Linked DNA regions of Homo sapiens: regions 1 and 2 are each linked to region 3. A link is an interaction called in ENCODE POLR2A ChIA-PET data of the cell type or tissue named here. Cell type or tissue: OCI-LY7. All regions are shown on one strand.

Evidence for each region. ChIA-PET counts read pairs that join two places held together with the same protein. Peaks named below come from ENCODE experiments on the same cell type or tissue, not always from the same donor. Only the 100,000 strongest peaks of a DNase experiment are listed, where the experiment ranks them.
Region 1: POLR2A ChIA-PET joins it to region 3 with 5 read pairs; 4 of 35 experiments call an interaction of 5 or more read pairs at or near these places.
Region 2: POLR2A ChIA-PET joins it to region 3 with 7 read pairs; 21 of 35 experiments call an interaction of 5 or more read pairs at or near these places.

The regions. Positions count from the first base shown.
Region 1 is chr11:83,207,666-83,210,165 of GRCh38, forward strand. All of the region lies in intron 3 of ANKRD42 (ankyrin repeat domain 42), which reads left to right. It also overlaps the pseudogene CKS1BP4. Among named protein-coding and RNA genes, the nearest start is that of ANKRD42, 15 kb to the left of the region's middle. In OCI-LY7, no CTCF peak of the experiment used is centred here; no DNase peak of the experiment used is centred here.
Region 2 is chr11:83,062,020-83,064,519 of GRCh38, forward strand. All of the region lies in intron 1 of RAB30 (RAB30, member RAS oncogene family), which reads right to left. Among named protein-coding and RNA genes, the nearest start is that of RAB30, 8.6 kb to the right of the region's middle. In OCI-LY7, no CTCF peak of the experiment used is centred here; DNase peaks (open chromatin) are centred at 52, 740, 1,352 and 2,192; H3K4me3 peaks cover 2,500 bases; H3K27ac peaks cover 2,500 bases.
Region 3 is chr11:82,919,397-82,921,896 of GRCh38, forward strand. The region is part of intron 3 of DDIAS (DNA damage induced apoptosis suppressor); the gene reads left to right. Among named protein-coding and RNA genes, the nearest start is that of DDIAS, 19 kb to the left of the region's middle. In OCI-LY7, no CTCF peak of the experiment used is centred here; a DNase peak (open chromatin) is centred at 1,035; H3K4me3 peaks cover 935 bases; H3K27ac peaks cover 2,304 bases.

The DNA.
Region 1 (2,500 bases), 290 kb after region 3:
TCTGTGAGTTCCCTTTTATATAGGTTACAAAACAAATTCAGAGTGTTAAGTACCTTGCCTAAGCAAGTGACAGAGCTAGGATTTGAACCTAGACTTGTCCTATTAATCTCTATGCTATACTTCTGTAAGAAGCTCCTGAATTGGAAAATTGGGCTGTGTTCAGGGGATATACCATTATATTAGTTTTACTGAGTATAGATTATTTGTGGTGTGGACTGTTAAGAACCACGCTTGGATAGACTGGTTTTGTAAAGTGCCTCAGTAATATAATGAAGATTTTGGATTCATTTGTATAGAAAGAGAGTTTTTCCCCCCCTCCTCAACCCTGTGATTACCTGGAAAGAAAAGAGAGGTTTTGTTTTTGTTTTTGTTTTTTGAGACAGGGTCTTGCTCTGTCACCCTGGCTGGAGTGCAGTGCCCTGGTCATGACTCACTGCAGCATCAACCTCCTGGGCCCAAGTGATCCTCCCACCTCAGCCTCCCAAGTAACTGAGACCACCAACATGCATCACCTTGCCTGGCTAATTTTTTTTGTAGAGATGTCTGTGGGAGGGGGGGGTCTCCCTATGTTGCCTAGGCTGGTCTTGAACTCCTGGGCTCAAGTGGTCCTCCTGCCTTGGCCTCCCAAAATGCTGGGATTACAGGCATGAGCCACGGCATCTGGCTGAGAAAAGAGAGTTTTTATATACGTGTGTGTGTTTGTGTGTGTGTGTGTGTGTGAATATGTTTGTATATATATTTACACGTACACATAAACATCCACATGGACCTTAACCGGGGAATGAGATAATGAAAACAGTATTTCAGGGAATTATTCTAGCAAAGTGTGTCCAGGATTATTAGGATGAAGGAAGAGTTAAGAAGATCAGTTAGAGATTTTTTGCTGTAATCACTAACCAGAGAGGGTAAAAATAGGTGGTGGCAGAGGGAAAGAAAGAAAATGAGCCAAGATATCTTGCAAAGCAAACATTGACAGAGCGTAGTGAAAATTCAAATTTTGAGTCAGAATAACAGATAATTATGATGGAATGAATAGGGAAATCTGAAAAGCAAGGAAGATTGGGAGGAAAGATGTTGAGTTCAATTTGGCATACGTTGAGTTTAATGTGTCTGTAGGTCATCCAGGTAGAGAGGGCCCAGGCAGTTGAAAAGGGGGCTGGAGAAAAAGATTACAGGAATGGTAAAGTATAGAAGAGTCTCTAACTCCTGGGCTCGAGTGATCCTTCCACCTCAGCCTCCCAAAGTGCCAGGATTACAGGCATGAGCAACCACTCCTGGCTGGGACTAATCATTCTTTGAAGCCAATTACTCTGGATATGGTATAACCCATATATAGAAACTAGGCCAATTGCAAATTCAGATGGAACCTCTTTAGATGTAGTTAGAAACTTGATTTGGAGCTTAGAACTAGTCACTTTAATAATTAATTATTTTATTGAGTCCAAAACCCTGTTAACAAAGGATTCTGCTTTTGAATTAGTGAAAGTTTAATTTCAGTTTTATCAGGTTAGAATTAAAGAATTTAACTTAGCGGCAATTTATCTGTGCTCATGAAAGATGTGTCTTATAAATTATATATACATGCTCAAATCAGAATGTAAAATCAATATTATAAGTGTCTTCTAGGCAATGTTAAAACATTTTCTTGAGGCCAAAGTGGGTGGGAGTGCGTGCTGCTGGGAGTTGCTTGGAGGTTGGCAGCGCGGGGCTGCAGGCTAGCAAACCGAGCGATCATGTCGCACAAACAAATTTACTATTCAGACAAATACGACGACGAGGAGTTTGAGTATCGACATGTCGTGCTGCCCAAGGACATAGCCAAGCTGGTCCGTAAAACCCATTTGATGTCTGAATCTGAATGGAGGAATCTTGGCGTTCAGCAGAGTCAGGGATGGGTCTATTATATGATCCATGAACCAGAACCTCACATATTGCTGTTCCGGTGCCCACTACCCAAGAAGCCAAAGAAATGAAGCTGGCAAGCTGCTTTTCAGCCTCAAGCTTTACACAGCTGTCCTTACTTCCTAACATCTTTCTGACAACATTTTTTGTTGCCTTCTTGTTTCTCACTTTCATATTTAGAAGATGTTCAATGTACTGTTTCAATGTGCTGGTAACTGCTTTGCTTCTTGGGTAGAGCCACCACCACCATAGCCCAGCCAGATGAGTGCTCTGTGGACCCACAGCCTCAGCTGAATATGACCCCAGAAGCCACGATGTTGTCTGTATCCAGAATACACTTGGCAGATGGAGGAAGCATCTGAGTTTGAGACTGTGGCTGTTACAGGGATCATGTAAACTTGCTGTTTTTGTTTTTTCCTGCCGGGTGTTGTATGTATGGCAACTTGAGAATTTATGTTTCAGTGTACTGGAAACTTTCCATTTTATTCAAGAAATCTGTTCATGTTAAAAGCCTTGATTAGAGAGGAAGTTTTTGTAATCTAAAAAAAAAAACAAACATTTTCTTAGCATTAGCTGAGAATTTCTTATGTTTTGCCTG
Region 2 (2,500 bases), 140 kb after region 3:
ATGAACCATATGAAAGTAAATGCCACCAGACGGTCCTGGCTTCATGAAGCTTATATTTTCAATCAGAAGGCAAGGCAAGAACAGGAAGCAGCTACAGAAACAGTATAGTTTTGGTTTCAGAAAGCCTACCTAGGGTCTATATCTGCATTTTTCAGAGTGGGAGGGGAGGGCTAGGTCATGTCGAAAAACAAAACAAGTTTACTTAACCTTACTGAAAATTGGTTCCTCATTTGTATGTAAAAAATTGAGCTAAATTCTACTGCCTAGAATTGAGATAATAAGACAGCATCCACAATACAACTTTGTAGAGCATCTTTTATTGAAGACTCTCATTAAAAGATATTAGTTTCCTACAATTAAAGTGGTGAACAAGGAAAGCACTCAGATGGTTCCACCTTTGTTTTTTTATCAGAATACCCAGCACAGGACCTTGCATTTAGCACACAAACACTGGCTGAAGAAGGAACAATTAGACAACATGAGACAGAATTCCTTTCAAAAAGTCATTCAGCCTACAAAGGCCACTGGAGTTAAAGGAAAGACTAGTATGAACTTGCTCAGTTTGAGAGTTTGAGACATGAACCCTTTGACAACAGAATATATTTATGTGCACATAAATTTGCCAAAGTCCTTTTATACACAACATCTCCTTTGAGCCCCACAATAATCCCCATTTTATAGATAAAGAAACTGAGGCTCAGCCAGGCATGGTGGCTCACACCTGTAATCCCAGCACTTTGAGAGGCTGAAGTGGGCGGATCGCCTGAGGTCAGGAGTTTGAGACCAGCCTGGCCAACAAGGCGGAACCCCATCTCTACTAAAAATACAAAAAAATTAGCCAGGCATGGTGGTGGGCACCTGTAATCCCAGCTGCTCGGTAGGCTGAGGCAAGAGAATCGCTTGAACCCAGGAGTTGGAGGTTGCAGTGAGCCAAGATTGCGCCACTGCACTCCAGCCTGGGTGACAGAGTGGGACTCCGTCTCAAAAAAAAAAAAAAAAAAGATAAGTTGTCCACGTAGCAAACAGCTCAAATTTTTTGTTTGCTTCACCCAGCCACAGTGGCTAAAGAGTGAAAATAATTCATGGCTGCGATCCTCACAATCTCTTCCCCAGGGTTCCTGTTAGGGCAAAGTGACTCACTGATGGCCACTCCTAAGCTCACACCTGCTTCTCTAAAGAAAAATGCCAAAAATCTGCCCTTTGATTGCTTCTACTGAAATTCAGAAAAATGAACACTCGGGCCTTTTAACCACCTGCTTCAGATATTTTAAAAGTGGAGCTTAAATTCTCTTTGCAATGTGGTTGCATGACTGAGATGTAGAGGAAGTGAGCAGAAGATATTTTCATTTCAAGGTTGATGACGTCCACATTTTAGTGAAGTTAACTAACCGTAACTAGAAAATAAAATTTTTCTGCAGAATTCTCTGGGGAAAACTCTTGACTGCTTTATTGTTTCAGTTCACTTTTTAAACACTGTACTGTGTTGCAGGCAGGGATAAAGTATTTCTCTCTTCCAGGGATTTCTACATTATTTACACATCAACTTTTATTACCACCATCACAAAAACCAGCAGGAACTCCGTAGTTCAATTTTTGCCCCCGTTCTGTTCACCCTTCGCAACTAGCTTCCCTTAGTAAAAGAGTTCAGCCCAAGTGGCTAATGGACTTGGCAAAGGTATGTAGAGTTAGCCCTCTCAACATTGCTGACAAGAATTTAAATCAGGGGGCAATGCTAGTGCCCTTGGACTCAGCATTTCTGCCCCCTGAAAGATATCTTACAGAAATATTCCCACAAATTCATAATAAAATGAGGTACTCAAAGGCTCACTGTAGCACAGTTCCCAACAACCATTAAAACAGGTAAGTTGGAGCAATATGCAAATACATGGGGGAAATGCCCAAAATATATTAAGTAAAAGAGAACAAGCAGAATTACATGTGCTATAATAATATTGCTAGTACACATATGGGGAAAAATGACAGAAGAATACACATCAAAATCTAACAGTTGATTATCTTTGTGGGTAGAATTAAAGAGGACTTTCCCTATACAGTCCATGTGTTTTTCTGTAATGAATTTTAATTAATCTTATGTTATTTCTTTCTTTTCTTTTTTTAAGACAAGGTCTCATGATCAGGGCTCACTGCAGCCTTGACCTCTGGGGCTTAAGGGATCCTCCTGCCTCAGCCGCACCCTTCCCCATAGCTGGGACACAGGTGTGCGCCACCACACCCAGCTAAAAAATACAAAAATATCTTCATATTTTTTGTAGAGACAGAGTTTCACCATGTTGCCCAGGCTGGTCTCAAAGTCCTGGACTCAAGCAATTCACCTGTCTCAGCCTCCCAAAGTGTTGGGATTACAAGCATAAGCCACTGCGCCCAGCCAATCTTATGTCAATTCTAGAATCAAAAAACAAATTTGAGATATATATTTAGGTACCTTTTCCCTTCGATTTGGGAACAGCTAATGTTCCTCCTGCATTGCTCCCTCTAGTAA
Region 3 (2,500 bases):
CACTTATTGACTTATGTATGTTAAACTGTCCCTACATCCCTGGTATGAAACCCACTTAATCATGGTGGATTATCTTTTTGATATGTTGTTGGATTCAGTTAGCTAGTATTTTGTTAAGGATTTTAGCATCTATGTTCATCAAGGATATCGGGCAGTAGTTTTCTTTTTTGCTTATGTCCTTTCCTGATTTGGGTATTAGGGTGATGTCGCCTTCATAGAATGAATTAGGGAGGGTTCCCTCTTTATCTCATAGAATAGCGTCAGAAGGATTGGTACCAATTCTTCTTTGAATGTCTGGTAGAATTCTGCTGTGAATCCATCTGGTCCCAGACTTTTTTTCGTTGGTTTTTTTTGAGACGGAGTCTCACTCTGTCGCCCAGGCTGGAGTGCAGTGGCGTGATCTCAGCGCACTGCAAGCTCTACCTCTCTTCACGCCATTCTGCCTCAGCCTCCTGAGTAGCTGGGACTACTGGTGCCCACCACCATGCCCAGCTAATCTTTTGTATTTTTAGTAGACAGGGTTTCACGGTGTTAGCCAGGATGGTCTCGATCTCCTAACCTCATGATCCGCCCACCTCAGCCTCCCAAAGCGCTGGGATTACAGGCGTGAGGCACCACGCCCGGCCTTTTGTTGGTAATTTTTTAATTCCCATTTCAATCTTGCTGCTTATTATTGGTCTGTTCAGGGTATCTAATTCTTCCTGATTTAAGCTAGGAGGGTTGTATTTTTCCAGGAATTTATCCATCTCTTCTAGGTTTTCTAGCTTGTGTAAAGGTGTTTGTAGTAGTCTTGAATGATCTTTTGTGTCTCAGTGGTGTCAGTTGTAATATGTCCCGTTTTGTTTCTTAATGAGGTTATTTGGATTTTCTCTCTTCTTGGTTAATCTTGCTAACGGTCTATCAATTTTATTTATCTTTTCAAAGAGCCAGCTTTTGGTTTCATGTATCTTTTGTATTTGTTTTTGTTTCAATTACATTTAGTTCTGCTTTGATCTTGGTTATTTCCTTTCTTCTGCTGGGTTTCGGTTTGGTTTGTTCTTGTTTCTCTAGTTCCTTGAGGTGTGACCTTAGAATGTCAGTTTGTGTTCTTTCAGTCTTTTTGATGTAGGCATTTAGGACTATGACCTTTCCTTTTAGCACTGCCTTTGCTGCAGCCCAGAGGTTTTGATAGGTTGTGTCATTATTGCCATTCAGTTTGAAGAATTTTTAAATTTCCATCTTGATTTCATTTTTGATCCAAGGATCATTCAGGAGCAGCTTATTTAATTTCCATGTATTGGCATGGTTTTGAAGGTTCCTTTTGGAGTTGATTTCCAGTTTATTCCACTATGGCCTGAGAGAGTGCTTGATATGATTTCAATTTTCTTAAATTTATTAAGGCTTGTTTTCTGGCTTATCACATGGTCTATCTTGGAGAAAGTTCCATGTGCTGTTGAATAGAATGTGTAATCTGCGGTTGTTGGATGAAATGCTCTGTATATTATCTGTTAAGTTCATTTGTTCCAAGGCATAGTTTAAATCCATTTTTTCTTTGTTGACTTTCTGTCTTGATGACCTGTCTAGTGCTGTCAGTGTAGTATTGAAGTCCTCCACTATTATTGTGTTGCTGTCTATCTCATTTCTTAGGTCTATTAGTAATTGTTTTATAAATTTGGGAGCTCCAGTGTTAGGTGCATAAATGTTTAGGATTGTGATATTTCTCGTTGGACAAGGCCTTTTATCATTATATAATGTCCTTTGTCTCTTTTAACTGCTTTTGCTTTAAAGTTTGTTTTTGTCTAATATAAAAATAGCTACCCCTGCTTGGTGTCCATTTGCACAAACTGCCTTTTTCCACTCCTTTACTTGATGTTTATGTGAGTCCTTATGTGTTAGGTGAGTCTCCTGAAGGCAGCAGATGGTTGGTGAGTTCTTATCCATTCTGCTATTCTGTATCTTTTAAGTGGAACATTTATGCCATTTACATTCGATGTTAGTATTGAGATTTGAGGTACCATTGCATTCATTGTGGTATTTGTTGCCTGTGTACCTTGTTTTTTTTGTTTTTGCTTTTTAAATTGTTTTTGTTTTATAGGTCCTTCATGATTTATGCTTTTAAGAGATTCTGTTTTTGATGTGTTTCCAGGATTTGTTTCAAGATTTAGAGCTCCTTTTCACAGTTTTTTTCTTTCTTTCTTTTTTTTTTTTTTTTTTTTTTTTGAGACGGAGTTTCGCTTTTTCGCCCAGGCTGGAGTGAAGTGGTGCAATCTCGTCTCACTGCACCCTCCGCCCCCCCAGGTTCAAGCAATTCTCCTGCCTCAGCCTCCCGAGTAGCTGGGATTACAGGCACCCACCACCACGTCCAGCTAATTTTTGTATTTTTAGTAGAGACAGGGTTTCACCATGTTGGCCAGGCTAGTCTCAAACTCCTGACCTCAGGTGATCCACCCGCCTCAGCCTCCCAAAGGGCTAGGATTACAGGCATGAGCCACTGCGCCCAGCCTAGCAGTTCTTGTAATGG